2 separate regions of the Mus musculus genome follow, and region 1 is linked to region 2. Evidence: chromatin loops called from intact Hi-C (ENCODE). Cell type or tissue: left cerebral cortex. All regions are shown on one strand. Links, peaks and the distances in the headings refer to the core of each region. The heading gives the core; the rest is flanking DNA.

The links. A loop is a pair of places that touch in the nucleus more often than their neighbours do. Peaks named below come from ENCODE experiments on the same cell type or tissue, not always from the same donor. Only the 100,000 strongest peaks of a DNase experiment are listed, where the experiment ranks them.
Region 1: a loop joins it to region 2, with 4 times the contacts of the local background. A loop is called at or near these places in 26 of 42 quality-filtered maps.

Annotation. Positions count from the first base shown.
Region 1 is chr8:72,674,413-72,684,912 of GRCm38, reverse strand. It overlaps Nwd1 (NACHT and WD repeat domain containing 1), which reads right to left. Exons shown (of 19, transcript NM_176940.5): 8 at 10,389-10,500; 9 at 9,651-9,809; 10 at 2,792-2,989. Among named protein-coding and RNA genes, the nearest start is that of Nwd1, 33 kb to the right of the region's middle. In left cerebral cortex, for the core only: a CTCF peak has its summit at 4,572 (motif pointing left); a DNase peak (open chromatin) is centred at 4,566.
Region 2 is chr8:72,740,188-72,750,687 of GRCm38, reverse strand. It overlaps Sin3b (transcriptional regulator, SIN3B (yeast)), which reads right to left. Exons shown (of 19, transcript NM_009188.4): 7 at 9,125-9,214; 8 at 8,760-8,878; 9 at 6,023-6,230; 10 at 5,678-5,794; 11 at 4,040-4,278; 12 at 2,820-3,003; 13 at 420-969; 14 at 83-252. Among named protein-coding and RNA genes, the nearest start is that of F2rl3, 16 kb to the left of the region's middle. In left cerebral cortex, for the core only: no CTCF peak of the experiment used is centred there; a DNase peak (open chromatin) is centred at 5,954.

The sequences.
Region 1 (10,500 bases), core at 3,552-6,051, 65 kb after region 2:
CTGAATGCCGCTGTGTCCTTTCCTTCTTCATGCCTCAGTTTCCCCAGATGTGAAGGGTTGATTGGTGGGGACTGTTAAGTCACAGTTGGCCCAGCTAGACAGACCCTTACTTTCTTTATTTCTTTGTTTTTCCTTTTTCTTCTCATGTACTCAAAGTTACTATGTGATCTTGGAAACATTAACTCACATTTTAGTCCTACTTAAACAAGTCAGGAAACGAAAGCCCAGGGTGGGCAGCCTCCTCAATCCCTGGCATGACAAGAGGAAGCCCACAAAGCACAGATGCATCCCTGTCCCAGACATGATGGAAAGCCCTGACTATACCCTGGTAGATATCACTAATCCATCACAGCATCACAGATTCATCTGTGACTGTATTCATGATCATTTTATGTTCTTCATTTAGTGAGAAAGTCCCAAAGCTCATGTGTTTTGTTTTGTTTTGTTTTGTTTTTAAGATTTATTTATTGTGCTGGGCATTGGTAGCGCACGCCTTTAATTCCAGCACTCGGGAGGCAGAGGCAGGTGGATTTCTGAGTTCGAGGCCAGTCTGGTCTACAGAGTGAGTGCCAGGACAGCCAGGGCTACACAGAGAAACCCTGTCTCAAAAAAGCCAAAAAAAAAAAAAAAGATTTATTTATTGTTATATGTAAGTACACTGTAGCTGTCTTCAGACACACCAGAAGAGGGCGTTAGATCTCATTATGGATGGTCATGAGCCCCCAAGTGGTTGCTGGAATTTGAACTCAGGACCTTTGGAAGAGCAGTCAGTGCTCTTAACCACTGAGCCATATCTCCAGCCCACCTTTTTTTTAAAAAAATATTTATTTATTTATTATGTGTAAGTACACTGCAGCTGTCTTCAGACACACCAGAAGAGGGAGTCAGATCTTACGGATGGTTGTGAGCCACCATGTGGTTGCTGGGACTTGAACTCAGGACCTTCAGAAGAGCAGTCGGGTGCTCTTACTCGCTGAGCCATCTCACCAGCCCCCCACCTTCTTCTTAAAAGGCCTTAAATAACCTTTTGTTATAATGCTCCTTGTTCTGCCAGGAACTTGGAGAGGCCTAACTCTTAACTGCTGAGCCATCTCTCCAGCCCAGCTGGAGATAAGTTTTTATCTGAGTATATAGTTACCCACGCAATCTCCACCACAGAGAGAGAGACATAGACAGAAACAGAGACAGAAATTATACCAATGCTCACATGAGGAGACTATTTTCTCACAGCCTTACAACGGGAGATGTCCTAGTGCTAGACATAAGAGTAGAAACAAGTTCTTCTAGGTGATGCCCCTAAAAGGAAGAAACCTTCTGTCCATTCCTCTCTCCCCTTCTCCCTGGTTTGAATGTCACCATGACAGTATGGGCTACAGCAGTCATCACTGGCCAATAAGACTCACGGTGAAAGTAGGCAGGGCAACTAGACTCAAAGAGTCCTAGTTCTATGACACCATAGGGAAGACAGAGTTTCTTTCTCACTAGCCCCCTTCTATAGCAGGGTCCTTAGCACTGTGCAGCTGCTGAGTCATTTCCTCTCTGGTTTCTGAGCAGTCAAAATTGCTATTGTGGAGAGAAGCTGCCTGGGGCACAAGATGGCCAAAGCTGGAGCCTGGAGCCTGGAGCCCTGTGATGTGTGTGGGTCTCATGATGGCTGAGAGATAATGTGTATGGACAAAGGAAAGGAGGGAGAAGGAAGAGGGCAGGCCAGGGGGGAAGTGGTGAGTCAAAGCTCTGCAGTGGTCCAAGGGTCATTTGCTAAGCAGCTGTATGTAATGAGAGGAAGGGGCAGGGTGGGGCAGGGACTGGCTAGGAAGGGACTCGTGGAGTGAGGTCAGCTGTAAGAACAGGTACAGCTCAGCTGCAGAGATGGCCTAGAGGCTAAGAGCACTTCCTCTTCCAGGGGACCTGGGTTCAGTTCTCCACACCCACATCAGGCGGCTCACAGCTGTCTGTGACTCCAGCTCCAGGGGGTCTGACAGACTCTTCTGACCTCTCTGGGAACCCCTATACATATGTAAAACACATGTGCCCATGCAGAGAGAGAGAGAGAGAGAGAGAGAGAGAGAGAGAGAGAGAGAGAGAGAGATGGAGAGAAAATTTTAAAAGAAAATGTCTTAGAAAAACAATAACTATCAGGCAGCTGGGTGGGTAATGAATGAAAGATTGGATAGAGGGAAGGAACGATAGGTGGGTGGATGTGTGGATCAATGGCTTGATGAACAGATACACCAATAGATGCATGAGTGAGCAAAAATCCTCTGCAGGGGTATGGGTGGAAAAGTGGATGACTAGACTTACAGAAATATGAGTGGATGGTAAGTGGATCGTCGGATAGATAAAGTTGGTGGGTGGATGAACAGATGTGGGGAGGCAGGCAATGGGTGGGAGGCAGAAGGATGTGTATGGGTATGGGTAGGTGGTGTGTGAGTATGGGTATGGGTAGGTGGTGTGTGAGTATGGGTGTGGGTAGGTGGTGTGTGAGTCACACAGAAGGGGACAGACATATGGTGACACAACTATGTCAGAACTTAAGTCCTGTAGAACTCTGCAGCCAGCAACTCTGGGACAAAACCTCATAGGTAGGAGTCTGCCAGCTCCAGGATCATTAGCAGTATTTACAGCAGCAATCTACAGCCCCAGGGGACACAGAAAGCCTAGTCAGCATGAGGTGGCAAGGGAAAGTCCCAGAGGGGAGCCCCAGAGAGCAGCCCCGAATACCTGGCATCTGGGCCCCTGAGTATGCAGTGAGCTGGTATGGGTTTTGTAATGTAATGTTGGGGATACTCACCTTTGTGACACCCAGTAAGAGTGGCTCGAAGAGGTCCACCAGGTGGCTGCAGGAATCCTGCCAGGGGCACCAGCATTGGGTAGGGGCAGGCACGGAACCAGCTCTGGGCTTGTTGGCACAGTTGTCCGATCATTGCTGGATGTGATGCAGCAAAGAAAAGGAGTCTGGCCAGGAGCTCGGTGTATAGGACGCTCTTCTCTGCAACAAAATGAGGTGTCACCCACCTGGCTGAACCACACCAACTAACCCCAACTCTTACAAGACTGCAGAAGAGAATCTGGGACCCCTCAACCTCAGGCCCTGCCATCCCTCCTGTGTCCATCCCTGCTTCCTGAGCACAGAATAGCTGCCAGCCTCTAGGCTCTGCTGACTATGTTCCTTTGCCTGAAGCTCTTCCTCAAGCCAGCCATTCTTCTCCAAGAGGCACTTTTGGATCAATCAGTTCATTAACTAGTTAGTTATTCATTTTATTATTCCTATGATCAGCCTTGACTCTTGGGATCAAGAGAACCTCTCACTTCAGCTCCCCAAGTACCTGAGATCAAGGGGTATGGTGGATGGATAGATTCAAGAATAGGTGGAAAGTGGGTGGAGGATGGGGAGATGGATGAATGTGAGGGCAGAAGGGAGCTGCATGAACAGATTGGCAAAATGTGGGGGAAGACTGGAGAGATGGATAGATGGACAGATGAAAGAAGAAAGGAAGAGAGAAGGAGAGTGGGAAACTCAGTGTATAGGTAAATTGTACCCAGCTTTCAAATGCCACCTCTGCCAAACTCCCCGGCTCCAGACCAGTGCTTATCACCCTAAGCTGCTGTTTGACTTCATCCCCGAAGCCCATCTGGCAGTCCTCAGCCTCTCTCTGCTCTTTAACCAGGGACAAGCATCTCCGCTGGGCCATCAGTGTATCCCCAATGCAGCACAGTAGAGCAAGATGCCCACAGTGGGCACTTCTGTTCATGCCTGGTGTCCTGTCTCTCAGGAGCATCAGACAGAAGGATTAAGAGCTCAAAGCCAGCTGGAGAGGTAGCTCAGGGGTTAAGAACACTGACTACTCTTCCAAAGGTCTTAAGTTCAAATCCCAGCAACCACATGGTGGCTCACGACCATCCATAATGAGATCTGACGCCCTCTTCTGGTGTGTCTGAAGTCAGCTACAGTGTACTTAGATATAATAATAAAGAGTTCAAAGCCAGGCCAATCGCTGGCTAGAGTATCAGAGGCTAGAGATCCTGCTCAGGGGATAAATGTGCTTGCTATCAAGCCTGATGACCTGAGTTCAATAGGCAGGACCCACACGATGTAAGGAGAGAGCCAACTCCCTCAGACTGCCCTCCAGCTTTCACACACTGACCATGCACGCACACACACAAACAAAATATTCTGTATATGGAGGGGACTGGAGAAAATTCTCAGTGGTTAAGAGTATGCATCTATATCAGGTGGTTCACAATTGCCTGAAACTCAAACTCCGGGGATCCAACTCCTCTATTCTGCATGGGCACCTAAACATACAAAGAAAGAAAGAAAGAAAGAGAGAGAGAGAGAGAGGAAGAGAGAGAGAGAGAGAGAGAGAGAGAGAGAGAGAAGGAAGGAAGGAAGGAAAGAAGGAAGGAAGGAAGGAAGGAAGGAAGGAAGGAAGGAAGGAAGGAAGGAAGGAAGGAAGGAAGGAAGGAAGGAAGAGGATCAGAACTGGCTCCCTGAAAGCCTGCAGAGTGGCCATGCTGGAGGAGAAATGCACTGGGAACTTGTGCTGCTGCGATGCCCTCTGGTGGTGATATCTCTTACCACACTCCATCTGCTGCTGGGTTGTAAATGAAGGAGCTTTTGCAAAGTCCTTGCAGAGGGTGTATTGTGAGAGATGGCTCAGTAGGTAGCGTGCTCCCCCAACATGCACAAAGCCTTGGGCTCCATCCCCAGTACCACATAAAGCAAAAATAGTGTACGTTCCTGTCATCCCAGCACTTGGGAAGGGGCAGCAAGTGGATCAAGAGTTCAACGTTATCCTTTAGCACATGAAGAGTTCACTTTCTTAAACAATTTATAGGAAGTATGTAGAGCCTTCAAATTCAGGAAGAGAGCCCAAAAGCAGTCTAAGAGGAAGGAGCCTGGACCTGGGGAGGGATATAGGGAATGAAGGTTTCACAGAGAAAGTGTCAGCAAGGTTTGAGGGAGGGTGGTAATGGGGTTGCACGGAATGTCTAAACACCCTGGATGGAGAGGTGGCTCAGTCTTCAGAACTCAGGCAAAAGCCCAGTCTGCAAGCGTGCACTGTAACCTGAGAGGCAGAGACAAACAAATCCCATCAAAGACACACCTGACAGACACACACCATATGGGGCCATGAAAGGCAGCCTATTTTGGTTGAATGGAGCTTGCTCGGGCGACCCAGTAGAAAACTCTACAAGGGATGGAACAGTGAGCCACATTCCCAGAGACAGGTGCCTGACACCACAGACTCCTTAATTCTGTGACTATCAGTCCGAAGCTTTTGGCATTCTGGCTAGACTCCACCCCCACAGTTACCTGACTATAGCCAGGCATGCTCCTCCCCATAGTTACCTGGCAACAGCAAGGTAGCCCAACCCACTATAAGAGGAGCTGCTTGGCCCCTCTCTCTTCCCCCCTCTCTCCACATGGCCATGGCCGGCCTCTCTCTCTCTTTCTACCTTCTCTCTTTCTCCCTGCCTTTCTACAATAAAGCTCTAAAACCATAGACTGTCTGTGCTCATCAAGGCCCACCGTGCTTGAACGATGGGATTGGCTTTCCCCTAAAGAGCCCCATCTAACTTCCCACCAGAAGGCCTTCCTGGGCTCCAGCCACGGACCAGACCAAGGACTCTCACCCGCATGGGAACCATCTAGTATGCCCTCTCTCCCTGCCCTCTCCTCCCTTTGGCCCTGGGGCTGACCAAGACATCCTGGGGGGCCTCTATTTTGTTCTCAGCTCTTCTGCAGTGTACAGTGGTGTCTGGGATGCCTGAGACTGAGAACCTGTTATCTCTGGCCTCCGTGAGGCCCAGAGACCTAGGACTGCCCCTTGTCCACCCCCCCAACACCCCACCCCTGCAAGCTGGGTCCATAGCTTCCCACAGCCAGACCCCCACCCGGGGTCGCATGGAAAGCTTGTGGCCGTCCTCTGCGTCCACCCGCCCAGAGCACCAGAACTCTGGTGGAACACGGGTTTTCTCCCACTCCCTTTATTCCCCCATGACCGCTGCGCTGCAAGACCACACACACACCCATCAAACACACACACCAGGCATACACATCAAACACATCACACACATACACCAGACACACCCATCATATAACATACACTAAACATATCACACACACATAGACAAACACATATCAGATATATACAAACACATACACAAGACATACCCATCAGACACACATACCATACACACACCATATACATACCAGGCACACACTACACACATACACTACACACAAACAATACATACACCAGACACACTACATACATACATACATACATACATACATACACACACATGCATATATACACACCACACACACATACACACACATCAGACAAATATGGGGGACAAAGATATCCACAGGACACACCTAGCTGACATACTGACACCTATTTGAAATACACATAGAACACACCCAGAGGTTTACCAAACTCTAAGATTACCAATTTATCTTTGAATTGTTTGACAGTTTAATTCTTTACATTACATTTTGTTTTTGTTTTTGTTCTTAGTTTGTGTGCCTGTGTGGCAGTCAATGGAGGACCTGTGGGAATCACTTCTCTATTCCCAGCACTTAGGTCCCAGGACTGAACTCAGGTCCTCAGGCTTGCCACAAGAACCTTTATGTAATGAGCCATGTACTTTTTGAGATCAAGCCTCTCGTTGAGCCTGTCTCACATATTCAGCTAGACTGGGATCTGCCTGACTGTACCCCTGGGTTTGCAGGTGCATGCTGGTGAACTGAGCTCTTAAGTGGGGCTAGGGATTTGAACTCAGGTCCTCATGCTTGTACAAAGAACACTTTTATTAACTGAGCCATGGCACAGGACCTACCTTTTCCCCATTCGTTTAATTTTCCTTTTCCTCCCTCCCTCCCTCCACCCCTCCATCCCTCTCTCCTTACTTTCTCTTTTGTCAGTGTGTCTTATGTATCTGAGGCAGACCTTGAACACCTGATCTTCCTCCATGCATCTTGTCACCTGTTGAGTCAGGTGAGAGGCTAGGATGTCTCTGGGAACTGCCAATGTTGGGGTTCTAGCCTGGGACTCCAGCACCAATCTCCACTCCCCACTCCAAATTTACTTTTAAATAAAATCTTGGGGCAGACAAAATGGCTTCACAGACAAAGGTGATTGCCATTCACCAGGGCCACAAGATAAGAGAGAAATGAAACCTCTGATCTCCACATGTGTACTGGGGTACACACATACTCCCACAGAATAAAAAATAAATGCACTTAAGTAGATAAGAAATAGCACATGAAACAAGATACCATCCGGAACACGAACTGACAAACAGGAGAGCTCCTCAAGCCCAGAAGGGGTAGTTGTCATAAAGCTGCACATGATGGCTCACACCTGTGCTTCGACCACTCCAGTGCACTCTGCTTTACCTACCGGCCTAAAGCCTGAAAGCAGTCCTGAGGCAAAGAATTTCACAGAAACAGCCTCCTGGAACCTTGGCATTCCCATAGCCTGTTTATTCAAAGCCTGTCCCCACGTTAGTCTGGTGTTTGGATCCATGTGCTCTCTTTCAGAATTGTTTTCTTATAAGTGCCTTTAAGGTTTGATTTTGACATAGCTAAGCCTCCACCAGTGTTCCAATGGTTCCTAGAAAATCCTTGAAGCCGACCCTGAGCTTGGAATTCACTAAGAATGTTACCTATTCAGTAACACTTAAATTCACTTCTAGTAGAGACTGTGATACTAATTAGGCATTACAAAGTACAGAACTAGGAAAGCTCAGGGCTAGTCTGCATAGTAATTACTTAGGACAATAGCTGAGTCACACCCAAACACAGGAATACACAATGGCCTAGCAAATAGGTGGATTGTCACATGAAAGAGTTAGTGGAAGGGAATTCCCCTGGTACAGGTTTCTTCACTAGGTCCAGAGGAATAGCGTAATCAGGTATTTACTAAAGAACCCCTGGTGGTGAGTTTAACAATAGACTAGCATTGCATCAGAGCATTCACCTGGCTCCATTTTAAGTGGTAAATGTGGCCTGGTCCCCGCCAACTTTTTATGTATGCATTCTTATTTGTTTTGTGTCAATGTAACTTGGTGGATGTGTTCACCTGGCTTTTTTTGTTTTTCTTCTGTATAAAAAAGTCTGGTGTTCGTTTGGACAATGCATTCAGATTCAACACACTCCCTTGTGTCGTGTCTGTTTGTCACCCCATTCTCACCAACTCCTTGCCCACCTGCAACCAGAAATTCGTTCCCCACAGATAGGAGACCCAATAGAGGTTAGACTGCGGCACACCTGTTACCACAAGACTGAGGCAGGAGTATTGTGGCTTTGAGGCCAGTTTGAGTTACACACTGAGACTCTGTCTTGAAGGAAGGAAGGAGAATCTTCATAGAACATTTGCCTTTCTCCTTTGTGTGTACACATGTGTGTGCATATGTGTGTGGTTTGTTCAAGTAGGGTCTCACACCATAGCTCAGGCTATGTAATCCAGGCTAGCATTGAACTTGCAGTAGTTTTCCAGCCTCAGATTCCTGAGTTCTGGAAAAGCAGGTGCATCACCCCATCTACCTACAGTAATTATTCTGTATGTGTTGTATTCATATGTGCACTCTCATATGCATGCTCCATGTATGCATGTATGCATGTTTGTGTGTGTGCATGCTTGTATGTGCCTTGTGTGTGTGCATGTTCAAGTGTGCATTCACATGCCTGTATGTGTACATCCTCATGTGTTCATATTCATATACTCATGTATGTGCATGCTCACATGTATGTGCTGTCAGTGGTCACCATAAGGTATTTTTTTTTCATCCACTCTCCACTTTGGTAAGAGGGCCTCACTGACCTTGGATCTCACAAGTTCAGCTGTACTAACTGGCCAGCAGATCCTCTGATCCTCCTGCCTCTACCCCACACAGAGCATGGGAGACGTACAGCACCACAATGGCTTCTTACATGCACACTGGGGATCTAAGGGCAAGTCAGCCCACTTTCATAGCAAGCACATTGTTAACTGAGTCATCTTCCTGCAATTCTCCTTCTTTTCTGGATTTCATCCATTAAAAATCCTTTGGGAGGTAGGCAGGTGGATATTTGTGAGTTCAAGGCCAACCTGGCATACACAGTGAGTTCCAGGACAAACAGAGCTCCACAGGAAAACCCTGTCTTGAAAAACAAACAACAAAAACAAAATCCAAGTGACTTATTTTGTCTCCTGTTATTAAGTCTGAACACAATTCCCTTCATTCCCCTGAACTACTTCCTGCCTGGATCTGTCTAAAGAAAAATGCAGGTACAGAGGGAGGTAGGCATTGGTTTTTCAGGTTTTGTTTCAAAGTTCTTCCTGTCTACATTCCAAATCCTGCAAGTTAGTTTTGAAGAAGGCATCATGGAGTTAAACAAGAAAGTGACATAGTGGGTGGATGAAAACAGACACATATAGATGTGTGAATGGGTGGATAGATTTGTGAACGGAAGGTTGAGGGATCAATGGGCAAATGGGTAGATGGATAGACAGGTGGATGAATGGGTGGATGGTCAGATGAATGAATAATTGACAGATGGATGTGTAGGTTGGTGAAAAATCAACTTGCAGTCACTTGGGAAGAATGTGTTTCTAGAGACAAGTACACAACATAGCCTGTCAGGCCAGGACACTTACCCAGGCCCCGGAGCTCCACAGCAGGGCCACACAGCTGGATGGCTTCTCTAACCAGATCAACCTCAGGAGAGTTCATGTGAGGGGCACACATGTCAAAATCATCCAGCAGGACCTCAATGCCTCCAGAGATGCCCCGACATGAGATCCAACTCATGTTCCCTGTGGAGGACAAGGAATGGATCATTCTGAGAGCTGGAGAATGGTCATCCTGTCTTCCTGGACTCTTAAACTCAACATTTCTGGCACTGAGGCTGATGGGTCTCTGTAGTGGGCACTGAGCTGTGATTGATGTAATGTGGAGCCTTGACCAGGACTCCACCCCAGATGCTGCCAGCAACCTCTATCTGCAGTATAACTCTCAGAAATGTGTTCAGGATTTGCCAAGTGTCTCCTGAGTAAGAATGTCTATTGTTTGAAAATCACAGGTATGGACAGTGGGTGGCAAAATAGGTGGATGGAACAGATACATAGATAGACTGAGAGGTGGACAGTTGATGAATAGACGAATGGATAGAAAAGCTGCCTAAATGGACAAATGGATGAAAGATAGATGGGTGGAAGGATGGGTGGGGGGAGGTTAGTACAGAAGGGAAACTACAGAGTTAAACCAGTAAAGTTGTAGCAGATAGATAAATGGACAAATAAATGGACATATGGATGGATGGATGGATGGATGGATAGATAGGTAGGTGAGGCCTCAAAGGCCCTCCCTCATGGCCTCTGTCATGGCCCCCTTACCCAGAACCTCCTGCTTCAACTCCTCCAAGCGGCCTGCATGCAGCAGATGGAAGGGCAGTTCGGTCAGCTTCCTCAGGTTGGCCACTGTGCTTGAGAACCACAGTGGCTGTGG
Region 2 (10,500 bases), core at 4,456-6,955:
GTGTGGACCCTGTGTTGAAAGGACCAGTTTCCAAGGTGACAGGAGAGCTCCCCTGATCCTGCCCTCCCCTGACCAGCCTCACCTGGCGGGCAATGTTCTGCACTAGCTTGTCCATAGTGAAGCCAATGTAGGCATGGATGGTGAACATCTCACGGAGAGTGTCCTCATACTGTGTGGGGTCGATGCTCCCCTCTAGCAGGCTCCGCACCATGTCCAGGAAGGCCGGGTAGTACTCCTCCAGCTCCACTTCACCTGGGGAAGGAGGGTGGTCACTTGAATCTCTTGCTGAAAGCAGCAGCCCGGACTCCCTAAGAAGGACTTGCTAAGGAGGCCCTATCCCTGGTCCACCACCACCCTCCATTAAAGTGGCCTAAAGGGACAGAGGCTAGCCCAGAGCCTCACTCAGCCCAGGCACTCACTAGGCTGCTTGAGTCGCAGCTCCATGGCAGGGTCTGCAGCCTTCTCACGGCGGCCCTCGCACAGCAGCTGCTCCCTCTCCTGCTCTCGTCGATGTTCCAGCAGCTGCTTCTGCGCCTGCCGGTAGATCTTGAGCAGGCGGGCGCACAGCGTCTGGTGCAGCCGCAGGAAGAAGTACCAGTTGTTGTTGGCAAAAAACAGACTGTACACATCGTCCAGGACCTTGGGCGGTTCTGGAGATGCATCTGCAGGGGGCTTCTCATCTGTGGGCCGGCGGCGCTCAGGCTCAGCGCTGTCCCGGTCCCGGTCGCGCTCATCAGCAGAGTCATCGGAGGTGCCGGGGCACTGCTGCGAGAAGAACAGGCTGGGCAGGAAACGGTGAAGCAGCTGGCGGATAGTGCCCTGGTCCTCTTTCTGAATGGCTGGCTGCCGCTTAACATAGTAGCTGATGAGTGCTGCTGCGTCCTCTAGGATCTGTCGGTCCTCATACACGAAGATAAGGTGCGGCTCGCTGGAAGGCGCACTGCGGCCCTCTGAGTGCTGCTCCTGGTGCTGCAAAGGGTGGCAGTCAGCGGGCATGGCCTGCCCATCACCCAAGCCCCACTTCCAGCATAACCTCCAGCCTCCTTAGAAAGGATGAGTGATCTTGGCACACACCGAAGGAATAGGGTTATCTATCCAACCTTTCTCACAGTGTCACAGCTGCCCTGGTAGGGTCCAGCTCCCAGCCAGTCTACAGCTCTCAACTGGGCAAACCAAGGCCCTCTCACTGCAGGTGGATGTTAGCACTAGAGGACTGTAATGAAAGGAGAGACTTCCCACAGACCTGGCTAAGGAGTAAGGTCTCCATAAGGTGAGGCTCAGAGTTCAGAGTGGCCCAGGAGCCTTCAGCCATCTGTCACTCACTCAGTTCCACTACTCCACAGGGCTCTTGGTGCCGCCCCCATTCCATTAAAACAGCTTACCACCTGCCTAGCTCCTTAACCAACAAGAAATGAGGGGTGGGGGAGATTTCCCCCAGGTTCTTAGAGACCTTAGCCCTCAGCCTAGTGTCTGCAGTCATCTCTTGGGTTGAGCTCCTTTCTGCTGTGTACAAGGCCTCTGAGCATGTCCAGGTGAACCTCTTTCCCATACACCACCCCTTAATGTTGATGTGGATAATGGCATTCCCAAACTCAAAGGTGACCACTACTTGATCCTCCCTCAACCCAAGGAGCTGTCTTTGCACTTAGGCCCTCGGTCGATGGCAGCACCAACTCCAGACACTGTCTCTTTAGACAGGGCTGAGTATCTTCTCAGCTCTCATGGTCAGTGCACGGTGAGCTTCTGGGGGTCCCTCAAACACCATCTCTGGCAGGATCCAGTCTGTCAGTTTGTAGATCACACTCCCTAACTGAAGACCAGGAAGCTCAACTCAGTACTTTAGAGACCCATGGCCAGAGTGGGCTCAATGACCTAGCTACTACAGTGCCTCAACACAGCCTGGGACTCCTCTGACCTTCCAAGACCCTTGTTTTGTTCAGGCCACTGTGCTTTGTCAGCTGGGCCATTTGGAAAGAGGAGCCATGGGAGGAACTGCCTGCATCAGGTTGGCTCATGGGGCATTTCTTAGCTCCTGCCTCAAGTTCCTGCCCTGACAGCTCTGAAGATGAACCCGAAGGCGAAATCAACCCTTTCCTCCCCATGTTACCTTTGGTCATGGAGCTTATCACAGCACAAGGGCAAATTAGAATCTGGATACAAGTGTCCAAAGGGCTTACTCCTCCTTGGTAGAGCCAATCCCACTGAGAGGGCTCATGGACAGATGACACAAGAGTAGCTCCCTAACAGGTATTATTGGGAAGCTGCGCAGGCTTCCTGTGCCTGTCCTGAGATCTCATGTTCCCATCTTGCTAGAGCCTAAGCAATGGAGGAGCTAAGGCAGCTCTGGGCTGAAATTTCTAAACTCATGAGCCAACACTAGCTTTCTTCTTTTGAACGGTGTCTCTCACATGCTTGTCATAGGAATGGAGACTGATTTAGTAATATATGGACACCTCAAAACTCTTTTTTTCCCATGTGGTTACCTCAACTTTTAACCTAGGCCTCAAATTAGGCAAGTGTTCTTACCCCACACTACCACTTCTGCCTTCAAAGGTCAGGCCATGGGAACTGCAGAGATGGCTCAGCAGTTAAAGGTGCTTGCTGTTCTGGATTTCCAGTAGCTCACAGACACCTACCTGCATCTCTAGCTCTAAGGGCTAGCACACCTCTGACCTCTGAATGACTTAGGTGCAGCAGAGAAAGCCCAGGAAACGTCTAGCAAGCAGCTCCTTTCATACCTCAGTTTCCCCATCACTAAGGCAAGCATGGTGTGGGTTCAGGTGTGAGGAGATTGGTAGTCCCTGCCCAGCATGCCTCACCTCATCATAGACACTTTCGATCTCATTGAGCAGGCTCTTAGAGCGCAGTGCCTTGGTGTCATTCTGCTTGAAGTTCACAGCCTGGTGGTCCAGGGACTTGAGGTATGCTTTCTCGTACTGCTCACGCCAGATCTTGTTGAAGCCCTGCTGGGCCTCCCGCCACTCCTCCTCCTTGGCCTTCAGCCTGTAGGGAGAGGGGCTCAGTGCCTAACAGCTGGACCCTCCTGTGACCCCTGGAGAAGGGCCCAGCTTCCTCATAGCAATTACACATTTGGTCTACGTGGCAACAAGCAAGCCAGCATGAGGGAGGTTAAGGCAGAAGGATATCCAGTTCTAGCTGGCCTGGGTTACAGTAAGAAAGCCTCATCTCAAAAACAAAACAACAAAAAAAAAGAGCCTGGCATGGTGGTGCAAGAATGTCATCCCAGCACTTGAGGAACTGGAGTCAGAAGGCTCCCTGGGCACATGGTTAAGTCCGATGCCAGTCTGAGCTACATAAGACCCCATCACCAAAATAAACAAAAGAAAACAAAACAAACACCTCCCACAGAGAGGGGGAAGAAAGGGGAAGTGGTCCTACAGAGCCAACATGGCTACTTAAAAAATTTTTGTATTTATTATTTCATGTGCATGTGTATACCACATGCATATGGTGACCCTGTGGTTACAGACAGCTGTGAGCCACCATGTGGGTGCTGGGAATTGGACAGGGTCCTCTGGAAGAGCAGCAGTGCTCCTAAATGCTAGCCAGCTCTCCAGCAGTGGCTGGTTAAAGTCCTCCAGCTCCTCCCAGACACCCAGCAGCCCACACAGCTCTGACACTAACCCCGCTGAGCATCACAGCTCAAACCTGTGGGCTAGCACAGGGCTTCATGGCATGCCAATAGACAGTGGGCTAGGGATCCTTGTGTTTCGGTCATAATCCACACTTTGAATCCCAGGTCTCAACCAGACCTAAGTGGGACACTGAAGCACATGTACTGCCACAGGCGCTGTAAGTCACCAAGAGGTCATGGATAGGTACATGTGTGTAGATTTTATGTAAGCAAAAGGTGAGACTGCTTGTTCATACCCAGAGATGTCCAAGAGCCTGGTTGTTAAGACTCTGTTCAGGACTAGGTCAGCTGGAGGCTGACCTGAAGAGACAGTCAAGTGGCTCCATTGGTCAGGAACCCTGGTAGCTCTCCCGAATCATGGACAGGAGTAGAAGAGGGAGATACCTTTTCAGAACGACAGGCACAGCGGTGGCAGGGTTCCTTTTCAGGCTCTCAATGACCTCTGGGGCCTTGTCTCCATAGATGCGGTGTATGGCACGGCGTTGAATCACCTCTGATGTGCCACCCAGGCAGTCATCCAGGCGGAGCTTCTCCTGGTCCTCAGGAGCCATCCGTGACAACTTCTTCTGCACACTCTCCAGCACTCGGATGGTGGCCAGGTTGGTCTCCAGGACAACATCCAACTGCAGGGAGGAGGCAGGCATGGTCAGAACTGGGAACTGGTGAGTGGTTGGAAGCTGTCAATGGAGCCAGTAAGTGTGGTTGTCTACCAGAGCACACCTGTGTGGAAGGAGCAGTGTTCCAGTAACAGCAGTGACACATACCACCACTGGAGGGCGCTTGATACATACACACAGGTGCTCGCGTGTTCTCCCTCTCTCTCTCTCTCTCTTTCTCTCTCTCCTCTCTCTCAGTCTGATCGCCTGCCACACTGCCACTGAAGTTTAGCAGTGGGTGTCATAGTATTAATGGGAGCAGGAAGACTGTGTCCTAAGACAACCTTGCCTCAAACATAACACAGGGCCTGGTGCTCCAGCCATAGACTGTCCTCATGGGTGGGTGGCAATGTTTAGGAACGGGCCTCCTTTATGTCCCAACCACCATGGGGTACCATAAGCAGGCTTTGCCAAGTATGTCACCTTTGAATTGTACTTCCCAGAGGCTGCTAGACTCTGGTTCATATAAACTGTTTTGTCCATGGGACTTGTCCCAGCAGAAGTTGGAAACACACACACAGAGGAAGCAGGTGGAGGGCATACACTCGTCAGTCATCCTAGCATTTGAAAGGCTAAGGCAGGAGGGTCACAAGCTCCACATTAGCCTGGGACAAAGAGAGACATTTCAAAAAGAAAAGCAAGGGCTGCAGAGCTGGCTCATGGGGTAAGAGCTCTAGCTGTCCTTCCAGAGGACTGGGATTTAACTCCTAGCACCCACATGGTGGCTCATAACTGTTCCTAACTCCAGTTCCAAGGCATCCAATGCCCTTTACTGGCCTCTGTGGACACCAGACAGACATGGAAGCAAACACCCACACACATAAAATGAAAATAAATCTTAAAAACAAAAAGACATGCAGATATAAGCTTGAAGAAGGGGAGTCAGGACGAAATGAAGGTGCTTTATCTGTCTGTCCCCAGGAGGAACACTTGGTTAGGTCTGAAGAACTCAATTATAACTTTAATAAGAAATGAAGCTAACTTAGCCAGGCAATGGTAGTACACATCTTTAATTCCAGCACTTAGGATCAGAATCTTTTGAGTTCGAAGCCAGCCTGGTCTACAGAGTGAATTCCAGAACAGTGAGAACCACACAAAGAAATCCTGTCTTGAGCAAACAAAAACATACAAAAATAAAGCTAACTTAGTTTAAGTTAACTAACCCACTGTCTTTAGCTGAAAGGAAGAGTTAAATGCTGTGCTGCAGCTCAAGAGCTGCAGAGCTGGCAGCCAGGGCGAGCTGCTCTACAGCACTGGCACTCTTTGGTGGCAGAGGAAAGAGACTACAGGACTAGGCTGTACAAGGAAGGCGTGGGCTGGGAGGACAGAGGACAGCAAGATAGGTAGCCAGAAGTGTTTCACCTACTTCAAATCTCTCATCCTCACAGCGATGCAGTTGCTCCTCGTAGGGCGTCTTCTTGGAGCTAACAAAGGTGGAGTCTTCAGACCAGGATGGAAAGGAGACCCATGTATCATTCAGGACCTGGACCAGAGGACAGGGTGTCACTAAGTACACTTGGGGATGGGCAGAACTGAGCAACGATAAAGTTGACCACGTTTCCACTCCATCAGTGTGAGCTGTAAGTACTGCCATCCAACAGGGCATGAAGCTCAGGTGGGCTCTGCTGGCACCCCTCAAGTATCAAATGTCATCAGGAAGTCTGGACCCATGTGTGCCATAGAGGGCTGACCTGTACCCCAAGGGTGCTACCTCCTTGCAAATGGCAGTCCTTCCGCTGCACTTGGGCTGCTGGTAGGTCTTGGGAAGTGCCCGATAGCTGGATCCTATTCGCTTACAAGACGCATAGTCAATTTCTCTGCTTATCCCATCTCCAGACCGGTCACTCATAGGTGGTGCAAAGGACAGCTCTTTCACTCCTAGGAAGGACTTGAACTGTGCAAAGAGTTCTGGAAATTTCCTTCAAAGACAGACAGAAACTTTAAGTGAACACTAAGCCTTTTGAGAATGTTCTAGAGTCATGACAATCGCCTTGCAGATATGGAACTTCAAGGATGGCCTGAATCAGAACTCAGTGTTAGGAGAGAGGAGGTTTCTCTCTCACCAATACCAATCAGGCTTATAGCTATAGACCTTGCCAGCTACATTAGACCACAGCAGCAAAGCACACTGGGAATAACCTCTGTGCGTCTCACTGCTTTGATTTTCTGTCCCCAACTTGAAAAAAGTAAGAGGGGGCTAGAGTGATGGCTCCGTGGTTAAGAGCACTGGTTTCTTTTCCAGAGGACCAGGGTTCAATTCCTAGCAACCACATGTTGGCTCACAACTGTCTGTAACTCCAGTTCCAGGGAATCTGGCACACTCACACAGACATACATGCAGGCAAAATACCAATGCACATGAAATAAAAATTAATTAATCAACTGAAAGAGAAAGACAAGAAAAGAGAACGAAACAAAGAGGGTAGAATGGCACATGTCTTTCAACCCAAAACTCAAGAGGCAGATCTGGATAGATCTTGATAAGTTTTAGGCTAGCCTGGTCTACAGAGCATGTTCCAGCATAGCCAGAGCTATGAGATCCTGTCTCAAAAGAAACAAACACACAATCAAGTGTCCCAATGGCCCTGTGACCAGGCAGTCAGCAACAAGTGTTTATAGCCAATTTGTGCCCAAGCCACGGTCTAGAAATGAGCCTAGTTCTAGGCTAGACATGACCTCCTTTAAGTTATTCAAAACACAGACAGACACCAGCCTTGACCCTAATCCCAAACCCTCAAGCCTTGGACATTAGCCCCTTCTAGTCACTAGCTGTTCCCAGGACTGGGCAGAGCACCCCTGCTCCTCGATATCCCTCAGAAGGCCATAGGCATCACAAAGTTCCCTGGATCCTATGCTGGAGTCCTGTGATAGGCTGGGTCGATCTTTCTTGTACTGTTTCTGGTGACTCCAATGGCTGCTACAGCCTAAGGAGGGTGAAACTAGACTCCAGAGTCAGAAGCCCAGGACTGGCCACTGCCTTGGATTGCCCTTGATGCCACACACTGCAGTCACAGACTGTTTCTGTAAATAAAGCTTTGTTGGCACGCAATCCTGCCTGATTTGCTTGCTTCAATCCATGGCTGCTCTAGAAGACAGAATGGAGACCAGCTGTGGCCACCAGGGCTATCTTTCTGGGTGAAGCTTCCCTCCTTCCCCCACACAGGCCCTTGTGGGTTCATTCTCAGAAGTCAGGATGGAATAGGATGCATGTTAATGGGACACTTTCAGCAACTGACATCCAATGCCACCTCAATTTCTGTTCATTTTTTACATAATACCGTCTGTTTGCATCCCATGTGTGCAAGGAAGGCACATGTAACATGCAAGTCAGCAGACTGTCCACTGCAGGAAAGGATATGTGCAACATAGTATACATACATGTAAAAACGTGAAAGACACAAAAAGAGACAATATCATTAATAGGAATGTGCAGTTCAGCACAGCACACACTCAGGCTGCTTTCTCTTACAGCATCCTGCCAAAAGATGGAGCTATGCATCACCAGTTCCCAAGTATCAACATCTGTAACCTGCAAATTGAGGTGAAATATCTACTCAATAGTTATAGCTCCCACACTGCCATAGAATTAGAGCCACAATCTGAGCCATGGGAAGTCAAGGGCGCTGCCCACACACAGTGTACAGGGTCACTCTGGACCCAGGGAAGGTTGGCTCCTGTCACCTCCTAGCACTAGGGCCATGCTCTCTCCAAGTCATTCTTTTACAAATGTGAGCCCATCAACAATAACTGGGGAACAACTTTAATAAAGAAAACCACAGGTGGGCAAGATGGCTCAGTGGGTAAAGGTGCTTACTGCCAACTTTGATAACCTGAGTTAGCTTCCTGAGACCCACATAATGGGCGAGAACCCACCTGAAGTGGAAATTTCTGGTGTCTTTGGAAACTCAGTTATGTCATATGTTTTGCTGAAGCAGACATGTGAGAGGATGTGTGATGTTTAGAAAGAATATACACATGACCCCACAGCCACTAGTGGGAGACTCTGTCGCTCTCCAGGCGGCTGGCTAGTCTTCTGCTGCTCACCTGGCTTTGAGTTGCTGATTTTGGCGGAGCTTTGTGGTTTCTTCTGGATCAAACTGCCTGCTGTTGCTGATTTGTGAGTGGTGACTGCTGAATAGCCCCAAAGAACTATTTCTAAACAGGTCTGCAACTCCCGTTCCTTATTAACCTTTCTTTTCTACTACCTCTGGTGGGTGGTGGGCTAAAAGGGAGACTGAAGCATTTAAGAACTCTTATTAAAGTAGGTTTTGAATAATCTAAGCCTATACCCATCCAAGAACTTGTTCTCTGGTCTGTACCTGTGTACACATAGAAAATAAACTAATGTTTAAAACAACAAATCACATGAACAAACTTTACAACTCACTTGCCCTGGGTCTGGCTGGAATAGGAGAAAGCCCAGGAGTTAGGAGTCGGGAGCCACTTACCCCAGGAATGGACTGACAAGCTGCAGCAACTCAGACCCGGACACCAGCTCCTGATTGAAGAGCGCAATGCAGCGCAGAAAGTTCTCATATACCTCCTGGCTCTTCAGCACCCTGCGCACCTGTGAGAGTAAAGAGATAGGGACGCTAGAGACACGGTTGCAAAAGATGTGTGCACCAGGCAGAAGCCTCATAAATGTGTCTGTATGGAAGGATATGTGCATGACCCTGAACTGTCTGGGCTGCCTCTGCGGTCTACGCTGCTCTCCCCCACGCACCACAGTGGCCCTGCTTCCGGGGCCCCACACAAGGCATTGGCAGGAAGCAGCTGTGTCCAGATGGAGAGGGCCTTAGAGGGCCTTGCTCACCTTGTCAAAGAAGGAGAATTCCTGCAGTGTGCCGTATTTCCCCACGGCAGCAATGGACAGGTCTTTGGTGCCTCGGAGCTTCATCTTCTTCTGCGGAGAGAAACCCTTGGCTTAATGGTGTCCCCACCACAAGGAGCAAGGATGCATGGAACCCGGGCTCGGCAGGACCCTGTCTTGGGCACCCTAGGTATATCCGGCTGCCCAGCATCAGGGGGCTTGCTGCTTCCTCCTTGGCCTTGTGTGAGGTGGGGCCCCTAACTCAGGACCTGAGGAAAGGCAAAGCCCACAGCAGCACCCTATCAGATCTACAGATCGAACCTGGTGCTGAGGACACTTACAAGGCTGTGGAGAACAAAATCTGGGCTATGGGCATATGCAGTAATGGTCCAAGCTCCACAAGAGCCAGAGAAGACTTGCGGCCTCCGCATGATTTGACAGCTGCTTGGGAAACCACCCCAGGGTCTGTGCGATAAGTTCTGGAGAATTAGAACTCAAGCCTCACAAGGGCTGAGTAGGTGCTTAAAGGGGAAATGGAACTAAGGCGTGGTAAATGCTCCATACATGTGGAACCTAAAGTCCACGCACAAACTGAAAGATAATGACTGGGAAAATGGAACCCAGGACTTTCGGGCATGCTTAGAAGATACTGGGAGAAACAAGAGCATCACGCATTCCACAACTCTGTGAAATAGAACCTTGTGCATGCTCAGTAGACATGGACTAGGAAATGAAAGCCAGGGCCTCACGCATGCTCAGAAGAAATTAACTGGGACTCAGTAAACCAGGCCCTTGTCTGGGGTTGGTTGACACTGAGTAGAGAAAGGCTGTGCAAGCACCGAGGAAACACCCTGGGAGCTATGCTCTGGGGCAACCCGGGTCAGGGGCATGCGCAGTACATGTTAGTGATGATGGGTTGCCTCACGTGCTGAGGCTGAACTTGGGGACTCGAGATAGCACTGTGCCAGTGAGCCGTTTCCCAGTCCTTATCCCGGACTCAGGGACACAGAAACCAGTTACTATCTATCCTGTGGGCCAGAGGATGACTGGGGGGGGGGCGGGGGGGGGTGCAGCGGGCGGGAGCAGCATCAGGAGCATCCTGAGGCAGCCGGGTGTAAAGCTATGTGAAGACACTGTCTCTGGACTTGAGAGGCAGGGGAATGAGTAAGTGTAAAGAACCATGTCGCCGGGCAGTGGTGGCGCACACTTTTAATCTCAGCATGGGGGGGGGGGGGGGGGGGCAAAGGCAGGCGGACTTCTGAGTTCAAAGCCAGCCTGGTCTACAGAGTGAGTTCCAGGACAGCCAGGGCTACACAGAGAAACCCTGTCTCGAAAAAACAAAACAAAAACAAAAACAAAACAAAAAAAAAGTCAATGCC